Linked DNA regions of Homo sapiens: regions 1, 3 and 4 are each linked to region 2. A link is a contact called in ENCODE Hi-C data. All regions are on one chromosome and are shown on one strand. Each heading gives the region's core, a stretch centred on a gene start or an enhancer-like site at or near the end of the contact. The rest is flanking DNA. Distances are from core to core; before and after follow the strand shown. Region 1 has its middle 31 kb from the start of ZNF648. Region 2 holds the start of TPR (translocated promoter region, nuclear basket protein). Region 3 holds the start of NPL (N-acetylneuraminate pyruvate lyase). Region 4 holds the start of RGS16 (regulator of G protein signaling 16).

Evidence for each region. A loop is a pair of places that touch in the nucleus more often than their neighbours do. Pooled maps may share reads with other maps.
Region 1: a loop to region 2 is called in a map of CD8-positive, alpha-beta T cell, with 8 times the contacts of the local background. The contact joins the enhancer-like site here to the promoter of TPR in region 2. A Hi-C loop is called at or near these places in 3 of 168 maps with a recorded cell type or tissue (CD8-positive, alpha-beta T cell, naive thymus-derived CD4-positive, alpha-beta T cell and natural killer cell) and 7 of 50 pooled maps.
Region 3: a pooled map shows a loop between it and region 2 (10-fold over the local background). The contact joins the promoter of NPL here to the promoter of TPR in region 2. A Hi-C loop is called at or near these places in 5 of 50 pooled maps.
Region 4: a loop to region 2 is called in a map of gastrocnemius medialis, with 6 times the contacts of the local background. The contact joins the promoter of RGS16 here to the promoter of TPR in region 2. A Hi-C loop is called at or near these places in 2 of 168 maps with a recorded cell type or tissue (gastrocnemius medialis and naive thymus-derived CD4-positive, alpha-beta T cell) and 13 of 50 pooled maps.

What each region holds. Positions count from the first base shown.
Region 1 is chr1:182,027,993-182,033,824 of GRCh38, forward strand. No RefSeq gene overlaps it. Among named protein-coding and RNA genes, the nearest start is that of ZNF648, 31 kb to the right of the region's middle. RefSeq lists a silencer at 1,736-2,125. Within about 2 kb of position 1,744, at least 30 of the 41 ENCODE cell types and tissues checked have a DNase peak (open chromatin) inside an H3K27ac peak, as active enhancers do; they include CD8-positive, alpha-beta T cell, where a contact is called at or near this core.
Region 2 is chr1:186,371,512-186,377,048 of GRCh38, forward strand. TPR (translocated promoter region, nuclear basket protein) reads right to left here and starts at 3,742. Exons shown (of 51, transcript NM_003292.3): 1 at 3,367-3,742; 2 at 1,848-1,952. The coding sequence starts at 3,517. It overlaps ODR4 (odr-4 GPCR localization factor homolog), which reads left to right and starts at 4,327. Exons shown (of 14, transcript NM_017847.6): 1 at 4,327-4,463. RefSeq lists a silencer at 2,877-2,926 and enhancers at 3,487-3,786, 3,947-3,996, 4,167-4,356.
Region 3 is chr1:182,785,563-182,791,337 of GRCh38, forward strand. NPL (N-acetylneuraminate pyruvate lyase) reads left to right here and starts at 4,211. Exons shown (of 13, transcript NM_030769.3): 1 at 4,211-4,243. RefSeq lists an enhancer at 3,864-4,364.
Region 4 is chr1:182,602,256-182,607,702 of GRCh38, forward strand. It overlaps RGS16 (regulator of G protein signaling 16), which reads right to left and starts at 2,134. Exons shown (of 5, transcript NM_002928.4): 1 at 1,961-2,134; 2 at 974-1,084; 3 at 165-229. The coding sequence starts at 2,004. RefSeq lists enhancers at 1,699-1,758, 1,849-1,898, 2,369-2,448.

The DNA of each region.
Region 1 (5,832 bases), core at 494-2,993, 4.3 Mb before region 2:
GTTTAAAACATAAATACATTGTACAGATACACAAAACTTTTTTTTCTTTATATCCTTATTCTATAAGCTTTTTATATCTTAACTTTTTAATTTTTAAACTTTTTTGTTAAAAACAGACACAAACACACACATTAGCCTAGGCTTACAGAGAGTCAGGATCATCAGTGTCACTGTCTTCCACCTCCACATCTTGTCCCATTGGAAGGTCTTCAGGGGCAATAACACACCCGGAGCTGTCATCTCCTATGATGACAATGCTCTTATGGAATACCTCCTGAAAGGCCTGCCTGAGGCTGACAGTTAACTTTTCTTATAAGTAGAAGGAATGCACTCTAAAATAATGATAAAAAGTATAATACAGTAAATATATGAACCAGTAACAGTCGTTTATTATCATTTTGAAGTATTATGTATTGCACATAATCATGTGTGCTACCTTTTTATATGACTGGCAGCATGGTAGGTTTGTTTACACCAGCATCACAACAAACATGTGAGTAATACATTGCGGTACAGTGTTACAATGGCTTTGTCGCTAGGTGATAAGAATTTTTCAGCTCCATTATAATCTTATGGGACTAATGTCATATATGTAGTCCATCGATGATCAAAATGTCATTATGGGGCACATGACTATAAATGTACCTCTTGAGGACTGGCCTTTCTGACAGCTTTTTTTTTTAGTTTTGAGGATCAAACCCTTGGGGCCATTGATTCATTGGATCATTCAGCAAATGATCAAATGGGTAATTTGCGGTACAATCTAAGCAAAGGAAAACCTGAAGATGTCCATTTCTTCAAGGAAGCTCTAATCTGGAACAGCAATAAATTCTCTACGCAAAAGAGAAACACTCAAGGCAGTAAGGTAACAGCTCTGAAAGTGCTAAAAATATGGAGGGGAGCGAGCGATAACTTGTATGGTCACCATTGACCTTGCTGATGCAGAAATAAATCATCTTTACTCTTCATTCTCTTGAATTCTCACCTACCCTGCCACCTCATCCAAAATTTGTTAATTCTATGTGCAAAACATCTTTCAAATCCACCCCTCTCTCTTCATCCTCACTGCCCCCATCCTAGTCCACATCAATGCCAGTCTTCTGATTTTCCTGTCCCTAGTCTGATCTTCTCCCAATGCACTCTGCAGAGTGACCTTTATGAAATGTAGATCTGATTATGCCACGTTCCCACTTTAAAAGCCTCTAGAGGTGTGAACCTCTAGAGTCTTCTAGAATCTGACTTCCATTCTCTGTCCAGCTTTATTTCTTGCTGGACTACTCTATGCTCCAGCCATATTGGTCAAAAATTGTTTTAGTTTCTGGAACCTATGGTGATCCTCTCACCGAGGCCTGCTATTTTCTCTTACTGGAACTCTGTCCCCTCCCCTGGGCACCCTCCCGCCTCTGGCCTAGCGAATTCCTTCCATCTTCCGGTCTCAGTTCCTCCAAGAAACCTTCTCACCTAACCCGTCCGGTCAGGGTACTTTCCTTACCTAACACCCACTCCCTCGTTTACTTCTCTTTGGCTGGACTGAAGTTGGGCAGGGCAGGGGCTAGTCTGCCTTCTTCTGGGCCCAACCCTCCCGGCCGGCACCACAGGCATTACAGGTACTCTGTGCACTCAGGCTGCGCAGACCCGCAGCTTCCTATCCTGTAGCTCACTTTCCTCTGAGGCGGGCTGGAGGCGGAGCTTGTCCGCTGGGGGTGGGGCTCAAAGCTGGGGCGGGGATACGGAGCAAAACTTAAGAGGAAGATGAGAAGCCTGGTTGGCCAGGAGGCTTATCTGTCAGGACAGGGGGCGGGGCCTGGGGGGCCGTACCTTTGCTTACCGCGAGTGGGCGGGGCAGGTTTTACCGCCGCGGCCCATCAGCGAAGATCGCTGAGCGGCGCCCGCCTTGCGGGCCTCCAGGACCCGGCCGCCGCCATCCGGTGGGAAGCCGGGTGGCCTGCGGGTGAGGGGGGCGAGGCGGACGGAGGGCACCACACCCCCCGGGGGGCGGGGCGGGCGGAGAGCACCCTACATCCGGGAGCCGGGGCGGCGCCTGGAGAGCGGAGCAGGCAGCGCTTTCTGCCCGCTGAGTGGGTCAGGCGCCGCCCCCTTGTGGTCTCGGCCTGCGGGCAGCCCTTTGGAGCGCGCGGGAACCGGACGCCCGCCCGAGGAGAGAGGATCCAGGAGACCACTCCGGGCGGGATCCGCGGAGCCTGGGGCCGGGCGGTTGGCCCACATTATAAGAGGGCCTGCGTTGCTTCTACCTCAAAGGCTTTAGGGTGTTTGTTAATTCCCCGCCCCCCAACCTGATGATGCTCCAGGTATTTACAGGCAGGTGCCCCATAGGCTGTTTACTGGGAAGCAGAATTGGTGGACTCCGTTCGGGGATATGAGGAAAGATCCATAAGCAGAGAGAATAAAGCCTTTGCACTTACATTTTACTTCTCTTATCCCTCACCTCTACCACCTTTCCCCTTGACCCCCAATGGGCTGCAGGTCACATCATCTTGTCCTTGATATATTCAGAAAATAGAAGCCCCTCAAACAACTTAGAAGCAGTCCCCGCATGTCACCAAATAATAGACCACAGCTGGCATGTGAATGCTACCAGTTAGAGATGTGTAGTAGTTTGTAATTTCCTCATGAATAGTTCAAACTAGAGATTTCTAAATTATTACTAAATTTTAGTATTAATCTAAATATTGTTAATAGATTTTTGTATTATTACTAAATGCATAATCTTTGGAGCAGAAGTTGTGGGAAAAGAAGATTTGGACAAATACCTGACAAGTTACCCGGTATTTTACTTTCTTTGAAGCAATTAAAGAGGTCTGTGTCTTGTCTTGAATAATTAATTTACTTAGGTTGCTGTTTAAAATGCTTTTAAATTTTCAAAACACATCTGTGAGGAGAGGTCTCCACATCTTCAGTTGAAAACTGGAAGAAGCAAAAGGAATAGAGTGTTTATCTTTGAAAAAAGCACACCTAACTAAAATAATAATAAAAAATATGCAGGTGGATAGAAACTCAACAGCTTTCTTCATAGGGTTTGAAACCATAACTGAAGGAAAGGCTATCTGCCATCTCCACTTTGTCTGCTTCTTCAGTCATCTCTCATTATTCAACTTACCTTCTAGTCAGGTCAAATTACAGTTTCTCCAGACTCATATTGCTTTCATATATCTCTTTGTCTTTGTACATAATACTCCTTTACCTTCCTAATGCTTATTTTACCTTCGAAATTCAGCCAATGTATCAACTCTCCTAGAAAGTTCCATTATCTTTCCTCCAAGTACAGGTCTTTCCACTGTACTACCATCGAGTTCTGGGATGCTTCTCCTTGGTGGCATTTTTTATACCGTGATATAATTCTCTCTTTACTTATTCCTGTATCAAGTTGTTAGGGCAATGCCTTTATCTCAATATTCTGTAAATGTAGCATGGACGGATTGATGATGGACAGACAGGTGGGCGAGGGAATAGCTACAAGGATGGACATATACGTGGGAGAAAAGGGACGGACAAATGTATAAATAGATGTTTTAAGGTTGGGTAGGTGAGTGGATGGAACTAAAGCTTGGAGAGTAAATCTTGATGAAGACTTGTTGGGAAACAAGAAGATCTTGATATGATGAACTCAAGGAGGTTGATGGAAAGGGGTGGGGGATAGTTGAGGATCGGTCATTGAAACCATTATTTCTTTTGGAAAAATATTGAGAAAACATGTACTAAAGTTAATAAATGCTACTTTGTGAGGAAAAGATGATATTAGTTTGATATTCTTAGTATTTAAAGTGTAAAGGACTAACATTTCCCTCTCCTATTTAGTCTCCATTTCTTTCTTAATCTCTAGTGTAAGCATTATTTAAAAGTTATTTGTTATAGTAAATATCTGGACATTCTCATCAGTGTGGTTATTCTTAAAAGTTGTCGGCAGGGTGCTATGGCTCACGCTTGTAATCCCAGCACTTTGGGAGGCCGAGGCAGGTGGATCACGAGGTCAGGAGATCGAGACCATCCTGGCCAACATGGTGAAACCCCGTCTCTACTAAAAATACAAAAATTAGCTGGGCGTGGTGGCGTGCGCCTGTAGTCCCAGCTACTCAAGAGGCTGAGGCAGGAGAATCGCTTGAACCCAGGAGGCGGAGGTTGCAGTGAGCCGAGATCGCGCCACTGCACTCCAGCCTAGGTGACAGAATGAAACTCCGTCTCAAAAAAAAAAAAAAAAAAAAAGTTGTCTAAAGTATTTTATTGTTGTTGCCTAAACTAATTGACTTCTGTGCTTTTGGTCCTTGAAAACACTGTTTTAATAGTTACACTTTTTTCTGTAATAATACTTTACATGTGTTAAAAGAAAAACTTTAGACAAATTAAATTTACCAGTTTATTTGAGCAAAGAATGACTCAGGAATCATGCATCACTGAGAACCAAAAGTTCAGAGTGCTGCACAGTGTGAGCAATGGACTTTTATAGGCCCAACACAGAAGCAGAGGAGAGGAATCACCTGATTGGTTGGGCATGGTGGCTGATGCCTGTAATCCCAGCAACTCGATAGACTTACTAGGGAGGATTGCTTGAGCCCAGGAGTTTGAGGCTGCAGTGAGCTGTGATCACACCACTGCACTCCAGCCTGGGCAACAAAGCAACCCTCCTGCCCCCACCCTGACCCCATCTGCTGTACTTGTCAGTAAGCTTGCTTTGGGTTTATGAGATCCAATAAATATGGATTCATATCAAACTGTTTGTCTCACCTTATTCATCAGTTGACACCTATCAAAGGCATATCCCGGGCACTGTTCTGAACATGTGAGGACAAGAGATTCAAAATGCTAAAGGCTCACAATATCACAGCAAGATGCTATTGGGAATTAGAGAGACCAGCATGTTGCTAACAAGAAAACCTGCGTATGTGATTGCAGAATTCTACAGGTGGTCTTAAAGAAGTTTTCTCATGGGCCATATTCATATTCTGTGCTTTATTCAGCTTCATATTTTTTCTCTAGCAAGGTATCATCAAGAGTTTGCAGGAGGACATTGTTACTCTTGCTGAAATTCTGTCAGCAGGACTAAGGTTACATATTATCATGCCCCTTCTGCTTCCAATAACAAATGACCTTAAAAATAGCATGGCCTGAGATCTATGCCAAGAAAATATCCACATTATATTTGTAATTCACACTGTTCTGAAGTTGAATTTGTGATTATTATATTGAGACTATATTAAAATACTTCCCTAGTTGTATTTATTATGCTCATGAGATTTGGTGATTTATTATTAAACCTCTTAGAGTTAATTATGTTTATTGCCCCAGTCTTTTCTGAAGGAAACTTGGGAATTGTCTTTCTTATCCCTAATTAGGAAATTACAAAATGCTCTTCTGAGCACATGGGAATTGTTTTCCCTTGCTCCATGAGACTGACCCACCAGGTTTATTAAACAAAAACCTCTTTGATAACAGATCAAAATTTTAACTTTACTATTAAAATATATAAAGATATTCTATTAAATAGCAGATCAGCTTCACCCCTTCTAGTTCCTCATTTTACATTTTTGAGGGAAGAAGGGTTTTTTCCCTCTGGTTGAAAACATACTTTTTAAAAAAATAACAAAATTGCCAAGTTATAAATGTTGTATTAGTTTGCTAGGGCTGTAATAATAAAGTACTATAAGCTGGATGACTTAATAAAAATTTCACCTCTCAGTTCTGGAGGCTAGAAGTCTGATATCAAGGTGTCTTAAAAGTTGGTTCCTTTTAAGGGCTGTGAGGGGGAGTCTGTTCCAGGCCTCTCCCCCTTGGCTTTGTTAATGGCCATCTTCTCCCTATGTCTCTCCACGTTGTTAT
Region 2 (5,537 bases), core at 2,492-4,991:
AAGAAAAAACATTATGCTTGATAACGCACTTATCAATCTCTCAATTGCCACTCAAAATGGGCTCTTTTCCCTTACATGCAGTTTCTCTTCTAAACATAGGCTAACTAGAAAAAATATAATTTTTAAAATTTTTCCAAAAATATACATTTTGAAACTGTATTTCACTAAAATACATATGTTGGCAATTTAATAAGCAAATACATTTTAATTAATTCTAATCTTAACTTCTATTTAAAGAGGACCATTAAAGCAAAAAAATCCCCATTAAATGTGTCTAAATTTTCTATTTTGTTTTAATATTATTTACTGCTTTCCAGACTTACTGATCCAGAGTATATAAATACACACACACGCGCGCACACATTAACTGTATACCACAGGAAGGTATCTGATGTATCTGTAGGTTCATCCCTTTTTCTCTTCTCCCAGATCTCGTAAAAGCTGTATTCAGTCATTTTTCTCAAATTCCTCGGCACTACTACTAAACAGATCTTTTTATTATGGCTAGGCAAAACTACATAGATAATGAACCAGATCTAGCTATATATGCTCCATCACACATGTATGCATATACATTACGTTTTTAAAATGAGGTGTACCAAAAGTAGCTGAAAAAAGTTATAACCTAAATAGTTGATGGTCATGGACCCATTAAGAAGGAAAGCTGCAATTTTAATCATTTGATTATGAACTTCCTGTGTTCCTTCTCCATCAATCAAATTAAAATTGAACTATATTAAGTATCAATTAATTATACCAGCCAGACACAGTGGCAATCCCAGCACTTTGGGACGCCGAGGCGGGAGAATCGCTCGAGGCCAGGAGTTCAAGACCAGCCTGGCCAACATGGCGAACCACTGTATCTACTAAAAATACAAAAATTAGCTGGGCCTGGTGGTACATGCCTGTAATTCCAGCTACTCAGGAGGCTGAGGCGCAAGAATCGCTTGAACCCAAGAGGCAGAGGTTGCAGAGAGCCAAGATTGCACCACTGCATTCCAGCCTGGGCAACACAGTGAGACTCTGTCTCCAAAAAAAAAGGAAAAAAAAAATTAATTACACCTTTATAGAGATCTTTCCTAATGTTCTGATGTTTGCTTTCTTAAAGCAGAAGCAGTCTACAGCCAGACCACCCTGAAGGCACCCCATCTCGTCTGATCTCGGAAGCTAAGCAGGGTGGGGCCTGGTCAGAACTTGGATGGGAAAAGCAAAGCACAAGACATATCATCCTCCTAAGAAATGTCAGGATCTTTAACATCTTGTGAACTTTCTAAAACTTAATGATGTAAGAAAAGTAAGAAAGAGATTAGCTATCAATCTTTTATAGGAATTAGGCCTTAAAGGGGAAATATCCTGAGATTCATAGATATTTATAAAAATTATTAAAAAATGGAGTTAAAACATAAATATAATGAAATCAATAGGCTTCGATTCTTCAACATAAAAACAAGCCACTCTCTACTTCTTTAGTTGCATAATGCTTTCACCTTTTTAAAAAGATTTCAAGAACTCTTATCTCATTTGATTTACAAAGCTGTCTAGGTAGACAGACATGTGGGTCTAACCATTTTATAAACAATAATCAGATACTGTTAAGATTTACATGTGGCAAAAGCAATTTTAATAGCAAAATCAGAATAAGAATCCAGACCTCCTGACCATTAAATTCTGTGTTCTCACAAAATCTTTACCACTAAGTGAAAAATCAAAATATCACCATAATAAAAACCAATGATGCTTAATCAATATTTTCATGTTTAGTAAGCAAATGTTTCCAAAGTATATAAAGGAGTCTCTGAAGATTTCGATACTCCGAGAATACTTACAAAGATGAATTAAATACTTACTGAGTTTCTCTAGCTCAAGCCGCAAGCTTTGACACTCTCGGGTTTCATTCACAAGTCTCTCCTGACTGTGGGACAACCTCTTTTCTATTTCAAAATACTGTTGTTCTACAGCAGACAAGCAAAAAACAAAAAACAAAATCAAACACATGTACATACATTGTGAATACTGTTATTTATTTCTAATAACCTTGATTTTAAAACTTAAGATACAGTATTAGAATTGTGCTCCACATAAGAGAATCTGAGTAAAGATAAATAGACTGAGCACTGAAAAGGACTTAAAGCATTTCCAAACGACTTACATGACAAAAAATAAAAAATAAAAATAAGGCCTAAAAGGGGCTTTACAAATCAATGTCTTCAAGGCAGGTAACCTCATTTATCTTAGTATTTTCTCCAGACATCAGTAAACTGCTTAATAAATAAAGTATTTATTACACGAGAAAAAATTGTTTAGACAAAAAAAAACTCCTTTGTTTTAAAAGACTTCTTTTATAGTAGTCAAGATATTACCTGAAAGCATAAAACTACTAAATATATGTAAAAGTAAATGTGTAAACTTTCCAAGGGAAGGGATTGAATATCATGTTCAGCATAGTATCAGGAACATGTAAGACATTCAATATTTATGGTGCAAATTAATAAATAGAATGCAATGTACTATACTCAGCTCTGGGATCAGAGAACTAATTTTCAAGGTCAATTCTGCTTGACAGTTACACTTTTTTTGAAGTAAAAACTTGTTCAGAATTTCCAGTCAACTTAGCAAGAACAGTATGAACCTCCCCAAACAAATGGTAAACCAAAACACATTAACGGGAAGTTTGTATTTTACTAATGGTAATGACTATATTCTTCATATTTTTTTCAAGGATGTTCAAGCCATTATTGTCAGTAACTTTCTTACTTAAAGGCCTACTTTAGGTAATTACAAGAAAATTTTAATGTTTTCTATCAAACTCCAACTTTTTAAGAGAAATCAAGATATATTAAATTTATGTACTGCACATTCACTGTGTTTCCAGCGCTCTTATGCACCTAATATTCATTTTTGTAAACATCTGATTCGTTCTGGAGCCACGGGACGACGCACACACTAAGAACAAGTGCACAGAGTGGTCAATTTGGCAAAGGCCTAGAATGCAGGTGCCTAGAAAATAGGGCGGAGCCACTATCAGTTGAAGTGCAACAAAACATATAAGGTACTCTAGGCTTAGAGAGATGGGTTCGCAGACTCTATCAAGTCTGTTTCCCGTCTGCCGGACGAAGGAAAATAAGCGTCCCTGTATGAGCCTACCCTAACTACAAAGAAAATGCTACTGAACTTAGATTCAGATTTTTTTTTCAAAGGCTTCTTATCAAACTGTAAGGAGCAGGAAAGCGAAGGCTCAGGATATCCACAGAGCCCAGGAAGTGAGGTTAACAGAGCGGTACCCAGTGCCAACTTGATGGGGGAAGACCAGACCCAAAGGGCGGGAGTCGAGCCCAAAACCAAGGACGGAAAGAGCATCTCACTTACCGCTCTCCACCTTAAATTTCTCATGCCGCCCCTTCAGGCCATCGATCTCGGATTGCTGATCAGCAAGGAACTTTTCAAGTTTGTTCTGGACAGACTTGGGCAGCTTGTTCAGCTCCGTGCGCTCCAGGACTTGCTGCAACACCGCCGCCATGTCGGTGGGGCCAGGGACCCCAGTGGCAGCGGCCGACGGGGTAGAAGCGGAGAAGAAAGGCGAAGACCAGCAGGACCCAGACGCCTGGGCCGCCGCCTCTATCACCTCGCTCGGTGGCTCGCGCGCGCCCGCCCGCCGGAGACTCCCGCGGCGGGACCCTGGGAAATCGAGTCCACCCTCAGCGGCAGCGTTTCAGCAACAGCACCTCACCGCCCGCGACCGAAGTGCGCGCGCAGCCGTTGGAAGCTACGAACCCTGGGAACCCGAGCTCAGAGGCTATCCCTGATCCTCTTGCGCACCCAATTTTCCGGCTTCCAGCTCCACCCACTTCAGGCCTTGTAGGGCTCTGGGAAATGTAGTGTTTTTCTCATTCTTTTCCGGGAGCCCAATGCTGCACCGCCCTCTCAGCTTCCGTTTTTCTCCCCGCTCCCCTGGCTCTCCTATCTCGGCCCCGTAACCGCTGTCCGCACGGTGGCGCCACATACGTACTCGTCACCCCTTGGCCCTCCCTGAAGAGCTGGTGACCTTACCGTCAAAGCCCCGGGATGCCATGGATCGTCCTCGTTGGCGGCTTCTGGACACTGAGCCACTAGAGGGCATCGGTCCCGGTAGGGCCGGACGGCAGGCTCCGGGATACCGCCACGCTCTCTATGGCGCCCAGAAGGGGGCGGGGTGGCGACCGCAGTCGCTTTGGCTGAGGCTCTGCGGGGAAGGGAGGGGGGGCTTTTACGTCATCAATCTGCGCCACCTGACTCCCAAGTCCCTGGCTTTGGAGTGGGAAGTGAGGTGTGGGAAGTAGGTCGCTTTCTGATGAATTCAGTGGCAGTGAATTGAGACCGGAGGGAATCTGGCCCCTAGAGGCTGGTACTTGGGCCCGAAACCCCCATCTCCGGCGGAGAGACCGTCCGAGGTAATTGTCTGCCACGAGTGCACATTCTGAAAACAGGTAAGTCAGCCTAAGTGTAGTGTGTGTGTGTGTGTGTGTGTGTGTGTGCTCTCTTTTCAAGAGAAAAAGGAAGGGACAGTGTTGGAACCATATGGACAGTCACTCCGGCACACACTTCTGACGAACTTACCTTGTGTGAAACGGCGTACCTAAATGGTTTTTGGTGGTGGGGAGGTGGCACTGAGTGATTCAGTACCCGGGAATTTAAGGACCCGGGTTAATTCTTCAGGAGGAGAATTAAAAGAAACCGGTAGCACTTTGAGTGTAGCCTATGTTTTAAATTTTTCGTTGCAGAAACGGTTACCTAACATTATATTGTTTTTAAAATTGAAAACTGTTGTAACTGAAGTTTTTAAACACATTGTTAATTTCTACAGTAACAGAACTTGTATGGTTCCAGATCATAATTCTGTAGTTTTAAAGCTCAATCCGTAGATTGTTTCGTGTTTACTCTTATGAAAGAATTTGTTAAATTATTCATTGTAAATAATGCATTCCCAGTGTCGTCTCTCTGCAGTTCCCACAGTCGTGGGCCTTCTGTGAATTGGTGATTTAGTTCTTATATGAAATTTATTCTTTTTCTCTAGTTCTTACTTTTGAATCATGTTGTGAAGCCGTCTAAGAAATATAAATGGAAGCATTTTATGATATTTTGTAATAACTAAGGAAAAATAAATCAACAGCGGAGCTTAAGGTTGATTTTTCCCCAAAAATATTTTTTAGATAAGCATTGTAATTAAAGTTGCTGGTATATGAAGTATTATGCTATGTCCTAAGCCCACAGTATTATCATACTGTTGATCTGTCATTTGGGAAATGTAGATTTTTCTGTACTTAGATTCACAGAATCCTAAAATTAGATAGGTTTTCAGATCTGCTAGGATTCAAATGCTTTATTTTATAGATTAGGAAACCAGAGCCCAGAAAGGTTGAGTTGTGTCAGTCACAGTGCTTGGACCACAAAGGCTTTGGCTGATATACAACATTTCTGGAAAATTATGACCCTATAAGGCAAAATACAGTTGTCCCTTGGTATCCGTGGGGCATTGGTTCCAGGACCCTCTCACCTGCCCA
Region 3 (5,775 bases), core at 2,961-5,460, 3.6 Mb before region 2:
GGGAAAGCACTGGGTGTTATGAGGAGAGGTTGTCACCTACATTGGGAAGATCTGAGTGAGGTCCCTTTTAGGAAGGTTGCATCTGAGTAGAAGTCAGCCAGATGAAAAGCATCCTTGTCACAATGGAAAAGATAAATAAAATGTGGTATAGCCATACAATGGACATAAAAAGGAATGAAATACTAACTCAATCCACAATATGAATAAATCTTGAAAATGTTATGTATGCTAAATGAAAGAAGCCAGACACAAAAGACCACATAGCATGGCTGGGTGAAGTGGCTCATGCCTGTAATCCCACACTTTGGGAGGTCAAGGCAGGCAATCTCTTGGGCTCAGGGGTCTGAGACCAGCCTGGGTAACATAGTGAGACCTTGTATCTACAAAAAATAAATAGAAAATTAGCCAGATGCAGCACACGATTATAGTCCCAGCTACTTAGGAGGTTGAGGTGGGAGGATAGCTTGAGCCTGGGAGGTCAAAGGTACAGTGAGCTGTGGTCATGTCACTGCACTCTAGCCTAGGTAACAGAGTGAGAGCCCGTCTCAAAACACACACACACACACACACACACACCATATAATTCCATTTATATGAAATGTCCAGAATGGGCAAATCTATAGAAATAGATTAGTGGCGGCCAGGCACAGTGGCTCACGCCTGTAATCCTAACACTTTGGGAGGCTGAGGTGGGCGGATCACCTGAGGTTGGGAGTTTGAGACCAGCCTGACCAACATGGAGATACCCCGCCTCTACTAAAAATACAAAATTAGCCTGGCATGGTGGCGCATGCCTGTAATCCCAGCTACTCCAGAGGCTGAGGCAGGAGAATCACCTGGGAGCCAGAGGTTGTGGTGAGCCAAGATTGCATCATTGCACTCCAGCCTGGGCAACCAAAAAAAAAAGTAAGAAGAAAGAAAGAAATAGATTGGTGGCTGCTTATGGCTGGGGGTGGGGAGGGGGAAATAGAAAAATGAGTGACTACTAATGGCTAGGGTTTTATTGGAGGGAGTGATGAAAATGTTCTAAAATGGTGACACAAGTTGCACAATTCTGTGAATAGACTAAACTACTGAACTATTATACACTTAAATGAATTGTATCATAGTGAAATATATGTCAATAAAGTCGTTACTTAAAAATCTGGAGTCACAGATCTTAGGTTTAAGAATGCCAAATATGGAAGTATATCTCTTGTGTTCAACTCATTTTTTTCCTTCTAGCTCTTTCTCCTTAAGAACCCAGTAAGCATTCACTAAAGGGCTAAGCCAAAAGACAGCTGAGCATGGCCGCACTATGCTGCCCCCTCCTGGGATCCCAAAGGATCTTCTGAACCCAAGCTTATGCACAGGACTTTTCCCTTCTCAAGAGATGTCCCTCTCCTAGTTAGCACTCACGCTCAGAAGATAAACCCTAAAGGACAAGGGTTTTTGTCTCAGGGCCAGCAATCAGTTCAACTTCTATTCGTGGCCTGTTCCCTTCTCTGAAGACCTCTGGACTCTGATGAAAAAATAAACCCTACCTTTTCCATCAGCCCCATTGACACACCCATACAAGCCAGAATTTCCAGAAGTGACTCTCATACCCGGTTACGCATTCTTCACAGTGAATGGAACAGACTCTTGTCCACCTGTGGACAGACCTTTTACTGGAACACAATGGGTAACAACACTTCAAGATCCAACTTAGGTCTCCTTCCTTCATAAGTGTTCCGCAATTTAGCAGTGTTTCAGTTGTTGAAAACCCATTTTCTCTTTTCAGGTTAGTATAGCCTTACCAGAAGATAAGGGGAAACTTTCTGGGGGACCACCCCTCACCCACAGTCAGTTCAGGAGCCTGTGATGGGGGCATCACCTCCAGCTCCAAGGATAGAACATATGACTGTTCTGACCAAGTTCATTGCACCATATCTCCCAAGCTCTTTCCCCTGCACCAGTGGGTTTCAAATTTGAATTGTAGCAAACAAAATCTGATACAAAACCCTGACATACATTTGTTTTAAACAAAGAAGAGTTGATGGTAGTAATATTTCTAAATCTCACCCTCTTGGCCTGCACTTGGATAGACACTATGTCCTGCACTGTGGGAAAAACAAAGGAATAGGACATGATGCCTGCCTTGAACACCTTGCAGTGGAGTTGGGGGCAAGAAACAAAAGCAAGAAAATTAATGATTAAATAATACTACATAATAATAGAAGAAATCTCACAGAGACTGCCGCTTATCAGAAGGGGGTTAGAGGCCTGCAGTTCAGCACTGAGCCTTTTGTTGCCTCTCTTCTTCTAAGCCCTACTCATTGTCTGATATTTAGCTTGGCTGTGACCTTCCCCAGTAAGACGTTTCTGGAACACCCTCCTGCCTCTTCACACACACACACACACACACACACACACACACCACCCCCTTCAGCCCAGATTAGAGCTCAGTGTTCCTGTAATATCTCTGTACAGTCTATCACTGCATTTACCATATTTTAAAACAACGTCTCCCCAACACTTCACAGTATAGGCTCTGAGTTTCATAACGGCACAGAGTGGATACTGTAAGAATGCAGTGAGACTCTCCCTACTCCATGCTCCTTTCTTCCATCTTTTGTTCCACAGATGTCAGCCCTACATCAGTCTGCAGGCTGCTCCTGTCTGCTCCAAATCCCTCCCCCAGTAAGTTTCTTGCACATCTAATCCCATCTTAGCATCTGCTTCTTGGTAGACACTAACAAATTATTATAAGGAATTACTTTGCACTACCATATTTATACAAAAAGTAGTTAGTTCATGCATTTAGAATATTGGTTTGTTGGTTGACAATGTTAAGCCTAATGACCTATACCTTTTGGGTACTGACATACTTAATTTTGCACTTATTAAACTGTGACTTTCCAAAAAAAAAAAAAACTTTCATTGTACCATTAGGATATAATATTCTTGTTAATATTACAAAAACCAAACCAAAACAAAAACCATGCTGCAGCCTTAGGAGAACTTGCTTCATGTAACTAAGGGTTTTTCTTTTTCTTTTCTTTTTGTATTTTTTTTTCCTGTAGGATAACATAGTGTTAAAAGCACAAGCTTCTGGACTACTTGAAATCAAACCACAGCTTAACCAGCTCTATGGCTTTTGGCAAATTACTTCAACTCTTTAAACCTGTTTCTGATCTGTAAAATGGAATGATCCTTGCTCATCTGTAATATATACATTTATAAAACAGGACCCACCAATGGGATTATTTTATGAATTAAATGTTAAAACAGCTAGAACGGTGCAGGCTGAGTAAGCACTGAACACAGTACTTATTAGCTATTATCTCTGGTGCTCTGTGCAACGAAAGAACTATTAGAATACATTTAAAAGCACTTTGCAAACTAGAAAGCCCTTTGAACAATTTAGTTTCTCTAAATGTAATAATAAGCATCAGCCATCGCCTTTTATGGAAAATTGAGGTGGAATCACATCAGCAAGAGAAAACTGAGGACTTGTCTCTGGCTCTGTTCCTGATTTATTCACACAGTACATGATCCTAGAATAAGACTCCTGATACTCCTGAAAGTAGAGGCGGTTGGGTTAAAAATAATTTTCCCTTTCAAAACTCTTTCAAATGTTCTCCAAAAGAAGCCAGGAAAGCTCCCGTATGAGTAGATAATTCACTTTAAAATTCGCTCATCTCTCTTTAACACGAGAGTCTGCAGGGCTGGTGCAGCGGCGTCAACCCGAAGAGACCTGAACGCCGATGGGCAGTTGGGATTCTCCGTACGCCTCGGAAACAGCAGCCCAAACCTCACAACGCAGAACCACGAGATAGTGGGGATTGCAGAGCCCTGCGCAAGAGAAGGAAAATTAAGACGCAGCGGAGCCCAGGAGGTGCCCGCACGCGGGAAGGACTGGCGTGCAGACGAGGCAGGGGGAGGTTTGCACTCGGCGTGGCGCGGGTGAGCCGCGTGCTCTCGGGCACCCGGCCGCCAGTTCGGATGCTTCCGATCCTCGGGGAGCCGGGGCGCTGCGCCGGAGTCACTTCAGCCCATGTTGTTCAGGTGACACCCGGGGAAGAGCAGACTCCAGTGTGCAAAACGTTTCGGGGTTTCCGGGCCAGCGGTTCCGGGCGCGCCTCGCGGGCGGCGGCGCAGAACTACAACCCCCAGGCTCCCTGGCGTGGCGGCACGTGGGCCCGAGCCGGGCGGCCGCGGATATAAAGCGCGGCGGCGGCTGCCGGGCGGAGCGGCTGCACGGACAAGAGCGGAGGCCTGGGTGAGCGCGGCCCGCGACGGCACGGGCTAGGACAGACGGACGCAGACGGCCCGACGACCTGGGCGTTCGGGCGGAGGGGCGCTGGGGCCTGACTCGCGGGTGGGTGAGACGTTGACGGACCCGGAGGAAAGAGGGAAGGCAGATACGCTGGGAAACGGATCTGGGGAAGGTGTGAATGCGAAAAGTGTAGGGACAGACGGGGGCAGAAGAACTTACTCCCCCGGATTGTTTGCAGACAGCATATCTGCCGGGTCTCCAAAGGTCCTTTCCTCAAAATAGAGTTAGCAATTGAGCAGAAGAGAGCTTAAAGTTAAACCTGATACATCCCCCCTTCACTTGAGGAGAAATTGGTGGTTTTCTGCTTTTTTAAAAATCCCTATTTGTATCTCCTCTTCTCCGAGTACCTGTCCCTCAAGATATTCTCTGCCCAGAGGTACATTCTGCCCTCACTTTCTGTCTCTTAAAAAAACAACTTTGCCATTTAAAAAAGAATTTGACTTAGGCAGCTTTAATTCTTTGCACTGAGTGTTCTTATCTGTGGATGGAGGTATAAGATTTCAAGAGTAATACCCCCTCCCAATGTTTCAGTAATAATCTAAATTCACATTAAGCCTTAGGCTGGAGAACATTTGAGCTATTCGCTTTAGCTACGAGCTCTGAAAACTTCAAAGCATAACATTCCCAAGTTTATCTAAAACTTGAATCTTAAAAATAATGATAATTATCTGTTATGCTTCAAAGCATAACATTCCCAAGTTTATTAAAAACTTGAATCTTAAAAATACTGATCATTCTCTGTTAAAGTCTTTTGTTGTTGTTGTTGTTGTTGTTGTTGTTGTTGTTGTTGTTGTTTTTGAGACGGAGTCTCGCTCTTGTCGCCCAGGCCGGACTGCAGTGGCGCTATCTCGGCTCACTGCAAGCTCCACCTCCCAGGTTCACGCCATTCTCCTGCCTCAGCCTCCCGAGTAGCTGGGACTACAGGCTCCCGCCACCACGCCCGGCTAATTTTGTATTTTTAGTAGAGACGGGGTTTGGCCATGTTGGCCAGGCTGGTCTCGAACTCCTGACCTCAGGTGATCCGCCCACCTCGGCCTCCCAAAGTGCTGGGATTACAGGCTTGAGCCACCGCGCCCGGCCAAAGTCGTTTTTATCCCATTTCTTCCTGTAGGCGTTTCAAAGTTTGCAAAGGCAGCAAACTTTTACGTAGTGTAGTTATCTGTGCAAAGAAATTTTCCAAGCTGCCATTGCCCCCAGATGGCAGACAGTCTAGGAGAGGAGCCAAAACCACCCTGCTTAATAACTCTGATGTAAGGTTTTTAATGAAAAGCCACTGTTTGGGGGAATTCTGAGGTTTAAGAAATTATTTTCGGCTGGGGTATCAGGAAATCCCCTGGTTTTTAAAATGAGAGGTTTTTTGGTTTTTGTTTGTTTTTGTTTTTAAGCTATACCTGCTGGAATGGATAAAGTGAGCTTTAAAAGTTGATCAGACCGAAGAGATTGAAGTGAGAGAACCACAGGAACAAAGGCAAGCA
Region 4 (5,447 bases), core at 884-3,383, 3.8 Mb before region 2:
CTGCCTTTATATGTTGAATAGAGGCTGGCACACTAGGGGATCATTATTATTATTATTACTACTACTATTATTCTGCCCAGGCTCTCAGCAGTCCTGGGGCTGGCTCCAAAGCACATGAGTACACATGTGCCACCCAGAGACAGACACAAAAGGCTCCTACTCACTTTTACTGCTCAGCAGCAGGTCGAACGACTCTCTCCACCCCAGCACATCTTCTGAGAAGTTTCTACTAAAAGACAAAAAGAAAAAAAAAGAGTAAGAAAAAAAATCAACAAACCAAAGCATAGTACAAATTCTAGCCAGAACTCTGATGGAAAACTGCATAAAATTCACAGAAAGGCTTGCTTGGTGATTGCTGAAGCTGACACCTCAAACTCTTAGTTGGACTTAGGGTAAGCAGTAGTGCTTTCTAGAGCACAATTCAGCAACCAGAAATCAAAGCCAGGGACTCTTTAGTCCTCAGTCAATATCTCTAAGCCTGTCTCGTCTCTGTCCAAAAATTATTTCAATTCCCCTGACTCTCAAAGATTTGTTTTGTACACCTTCCCAAGGAAATAAGGTCCTCATAAATAGAGATTACATCTACACATAACTCCAGAGTTTGGTACAGTTGATAGCCAATATGAAAGAGTTTCTAGGCAAGGTGCATACTAGAAAACTTCAAGTGGTCTTGGATTCTGTCCTAGCCCTGGATGCACGTGCAATGAATCCCGAGGTGGGAGAGTCTGGGAACTAGGCATTCATGCCCTGTGTGCCCTCATCCGTGGATGGACTTGGAGCCCTGGAGCCACCTACCCACTCACCCATGAGCCAAGTAGTCATAACAGACCAGCAACAAGTCCCACTAAAATCTCTAGGGAGGTGTTGCCAAGGTCCACTTAGCGTGTCCTGGCTTCTCCCTGTATTTCCCTCCTCATGACTCCCTTCCCACTCCCTTCCCTCTCGGAGCCCTGAGCTGGTCAGCAACACTTACTTCTCTTTGCTGTGTTTACTGCCCCACTCGAACTTGCCAGTACTCCCAGTATCGCAGCCCAGCTCTGATTTGTGAAGAAAGATCCCCAGACGTGTCTTGAACTCTTTGGCTCTGAAAAACAAATCAGGAACATGAAAGCATTCTCTCATTTGCTCAGCCAGTGTGGAGAGGTTTATGGGTCCCAGAAGAGCTCTGGGTGGTGCCACCCAAACTTTAGCCTCAAGAGTTCCTGGAAACTCTTGGCTGTCCCCAGGCCAAGAGTGCTTCTCTTATCAGCATCATCAACCCCAAAGCAACAAAAGCAATGTTTGAGCTATGCTGTGGTAGGTCTTACACTTTCTGGGTAATACACACGCTGCATATATGGGCTTTTCCCTAAAGTCACACTGATCTCTCTTCGTGCCTGTTGATTCAGAAAAGAACTCAGCATTCTTTTCAGAAGTATTTCTGAACTGTGTGGGAAACTGATTCCTGCCTTCATCTTTACTTTTTCCTTCCCAGCCAGTAAGGATTGGAAGCTGTTGAGTAGCTCTCTGGAATATGGACACACCCTCAACAGTGGGAGCCCCCACCCCCACACACCCCACCAAAAAAAAAAAAATCTCCCTGTCTTCCAGGGGCAGAGGAGGCAATGCCCCTAGCTCTGGTCTGAGGAATGAAAAACAAATGCTTAAGAAATGGGCAGGCTCAGTGCTGCCTGGAAATGTCAACGTGGCCTTCCCGCAGCCGGGTCTTCAGCAGGTCACCTGAGCACGACTGCAGTTTGTCAGAGGATGGGGATGGCAGCAAGCCGCGGGCCCTTGCTTCCCTTCCCCTTGCTTTCTCCCTGCTCCTGGAATCTGAGCACGTGGCATCAAGTGCGCTTCTACCTCTCTACTCAAGCCTCTAGCGCCCCATCCCCGCGCCCACCCAGGTCCCCAGGCCTGCCGCTCCACTCCCTAAGAGTTGGTGGGACTTCCCCCAAGCAGTTGGACAACCTCCCCTTACCTCTCCAGGCAGGTGGTGGGGAAGGCGGCCAGGGTGCGGCACATGGCTGCGGGCGCAGGGCAGCACGTAGTAGGCAGGATGGTGGCAGGCTCCAGGAGGCTCCGCGTGCGCCAGGAAGCAAAGGCGCGGTAGCAGGTGCTAGTCAACTGCGGTTGGGTTTAGCAGCCTGCAAGCGCCCAGACTGAGCGGCCGCTGCTTTAAATCCCCTCGGAGGAGCGGGGCGGGGCTGGGCACTGCTGACCAATCGGAGGGTGGGGCTGGGCGCTGAGAAGGCGGAGGCGGGGCCCGCAGCCAGACTGGGCCGGGTGCAACTTTCGCGGCAGCTGGAGCACGCGGAGCTGCACCCTCCGCCCAGAGGACGCCGCGTGTGGAAGGAAAAGCGGCAAGAGAATTGGCACGGGGATGAGACGTGCACACCCAGTTTCCTAGGGAAAAGTACCTGCCGACCTCTAGTAACAGCAGGAAAGTCACGCAGCGGTGTCGTGTTGAGAGAGTTTGCACGGGGGTGGTGGGTCTGGGAGGCACACAGGGCTTTCTTTGATCGCAGGCAAGTCTGAGCCTGCTGGGTCCTGAGGACAGGCGCACAGGGTGCAAACCTGGGCAAAACAGCATCTGATTATACTGATAAGTACCCTTTACGAGGCTCTTACCATGATGGACACGGGGCTAAGTAAGCTCTTCATCATCATCTCCATTTTATAGATGAAGAAATCGAGAATCAGAAAGCTAAATAAACTTGTCCAAGATCACAGTTGGAGATGACAGAAAAGTGGAATAGGGATGAGTAGTTTATTGAACACCTACTATGTGCTAGGCACATAAGTAAGACTTGCTCAAAGTCTTAGTTATTAAATAACTTGCTCAAAGATGTGCAGCTAGTAAGTGTTGGCTCCAAAATTCAAATGTGAATTTGCCATTCTTTTTCCATTGCACACACACACACACACACACACACACACACCACACACACACACAAAGGTTAGTACCCGGTCACGGCTATACCTGTGGACGATCCTGGGTTTAAGCAGTTAATACCTTATTGTCTCCATCTCTGACATAAAGGTAATAAATGCCCTTCCTCTCACCTCATCTTCCCATAAAGGCATTGGGATTGCTATTAAGAGGCTGTATGTGAGGTTAAAAGTACAGGGTCTAGAGTTAGATTTTCAGGTTTCAAGTCATGGCTCTGCCAGGTGACCTGCTGAAGACCCAGCTGCAGGAAGGCCACGTTCACTGTTAACTGGCTACTGATGGGAGACGAGGCAAACTGCTTAACCTTTCTATGCCTCCATTTCCTTGTCTCTACGAAGAGAACAACTTATTTCATAAGGTGGTTGTGAGAACTAAATAAATTAATTCTTAGTTTGAGTTCCTAGGAACTAGACTCGGGTAGACACTTGCATGCAGGAGGTTTACTGGGGAGAGTTATCAGAATTAAGAGGGAGTAAAGAAAGCAGGTCTGGGCAGAGGGAGGAGTTGAAGGCCATGCCATTTCAACAGAGACCCCAGCTGGTTCCAAGGAATGCCCGGAAGCTCAGCTGGCCCTTTGGAACTGTCCACTGAAGCAAGAGGACAAGGCCCTGGTAACCCCATAAAGACCATTCATTGCATACAGCTGCCCAAGAAGACAGCCTAATCTTAAGGCAGTGCCCTTTGTCAAGAGCAATTCCTGGAGAGAGACTAACACCCTGGGAAATGATGATCACAGTCCCCAAGACGGGATCTGGGTGGCACCGCACAGCATCCGTGACAACATATAAGGTGCTTATATGACAGTGCTCAACATGTAGTCAGCAGTCAATAAATGTTATAATAGCTTTCAGTTTTACTTAATAGGGATACTGGGATTGCTAGCAATAAGGAAAATTAGTGAGTCTTTTGTGCCTCTTGGAATACAGTATAGGCAGTGTATACTGAGGCACTCTTAGTTAAGTACACCTGAGGCACTCTTAGTTAAGTGTACTGGAACAGGAAATAGCTGGAAATTGGATCCTATCTCCCAATTCCTGAGCTAGTACTTTCTCCTGCTCTGATAAAGAAAGCAAAATAAACGGTGCCAGGAGCAGTGGCTCACGCCTGTAATCCCAGAACTTTGGGAGGCTGAGGCGGGCAGATCACCTGAGGTCAGGAGTTCGAGACCAGCCTGGCCAACATGGCGAAACCCAGTCGCTACTAAAAATACAAAAACATACCCAGGCATGGTGGTGGGTGCCTGTAATCCCAGCTACTTGGGAGGCTGAGGCAGGAGAATCTCTTGAACCCAGGAGGTAGAGGTTGCAGTAAGCCGAGATCGCGCCATTGCAAAAAAAACAAAGGCATTGATGCACAGTGCACAGACCAGCAAATCTGAGAGCACAAAGCTCCCTACTCTAGATGAACGGCCCTCTCCAAGTTCAACCTGCCTCTTTGTTGCCATGGTTACCTCTTCAGTTTCCAGGCAGAAACTTTTTGAAGTTCACAATTTATCCCAAATTATCTTCCCAGCAGGTCGGTTCATATCTGCAGTTTCGGTAATGCAGGATGACTCGACAGTTGCTGTAAATCCAGCAAGTTGAGCTCACTTATGAATTGCACTGGCTTGGACAAAACCTGACCTCATTTTTGCCCAGCACTCCCAGAGCAGATGTGATCTCTTTAATGGATGGCAGCATGGGGGCACGGCTCTGCACCCTGGGTCATCTGGGGTCAGCAGTCTGGGCAAAGCCGTAGTCAAGATTAAATGTCCCACAGCATCCCAGCCATATTGCCTTTCATCTCCTTCAGCTCCCAGCCCCCAGCACTACCCTTTCCATGGAGGCAGAAGTCTAGATGGGGATCTTTGTCTACTGATAATGGTAAGCAGAAATGAGAACTCTTCCTCCATTTTTCTGATTTAGCTCAGATGATCCTCACAGTGGTTTAGGTCCTCCAAATTCAATCATCAATCTACAAATACATATTTCTTATGAATTTACTATATTCCCAAGTTGGTGGGAAAACAATAGCTTTTAAGGCTCTTCCCTGAATTCAAGGACCTTATAATCTAGCTAAGGAAATAGAACTGCATGGTGGGGAGCAGGGAAAGTGAAAGGAAACTATTGTTTGTCACAGAAACAGATGTCAAGGGAAGAGGCTGATTAGAGACGGTTGACAGTATTGAAAAAGAAGTGATGGAGCCATGGTAGCCAGTGAAAAGCAGAAGAAGTAGGAGGAGGCATGAAAGTGAAAGAAACAGGAAAAGCTCTTATCATTTGCAGGTACAGCAAAGGTGCAGAAAGACTAAGGAATTTATTAAATGCTGCAGAAGCACTTAGGGTTGTGGGACACAATTGGATGCCACTTTTAGATTTAAGAGCGTATCCTGAAGCAGCTGAATGAGGAGGCAGTGATCATCTCCAGCAGAAGTGAAATAGGCAATCACTGGGGACATTTCCCCACTGGTTCATGACAAAAACTTTGGGCACCCTCTCCTCCTGGGTAGGAGAAGTTGACCAAATTCAGCCTGGTT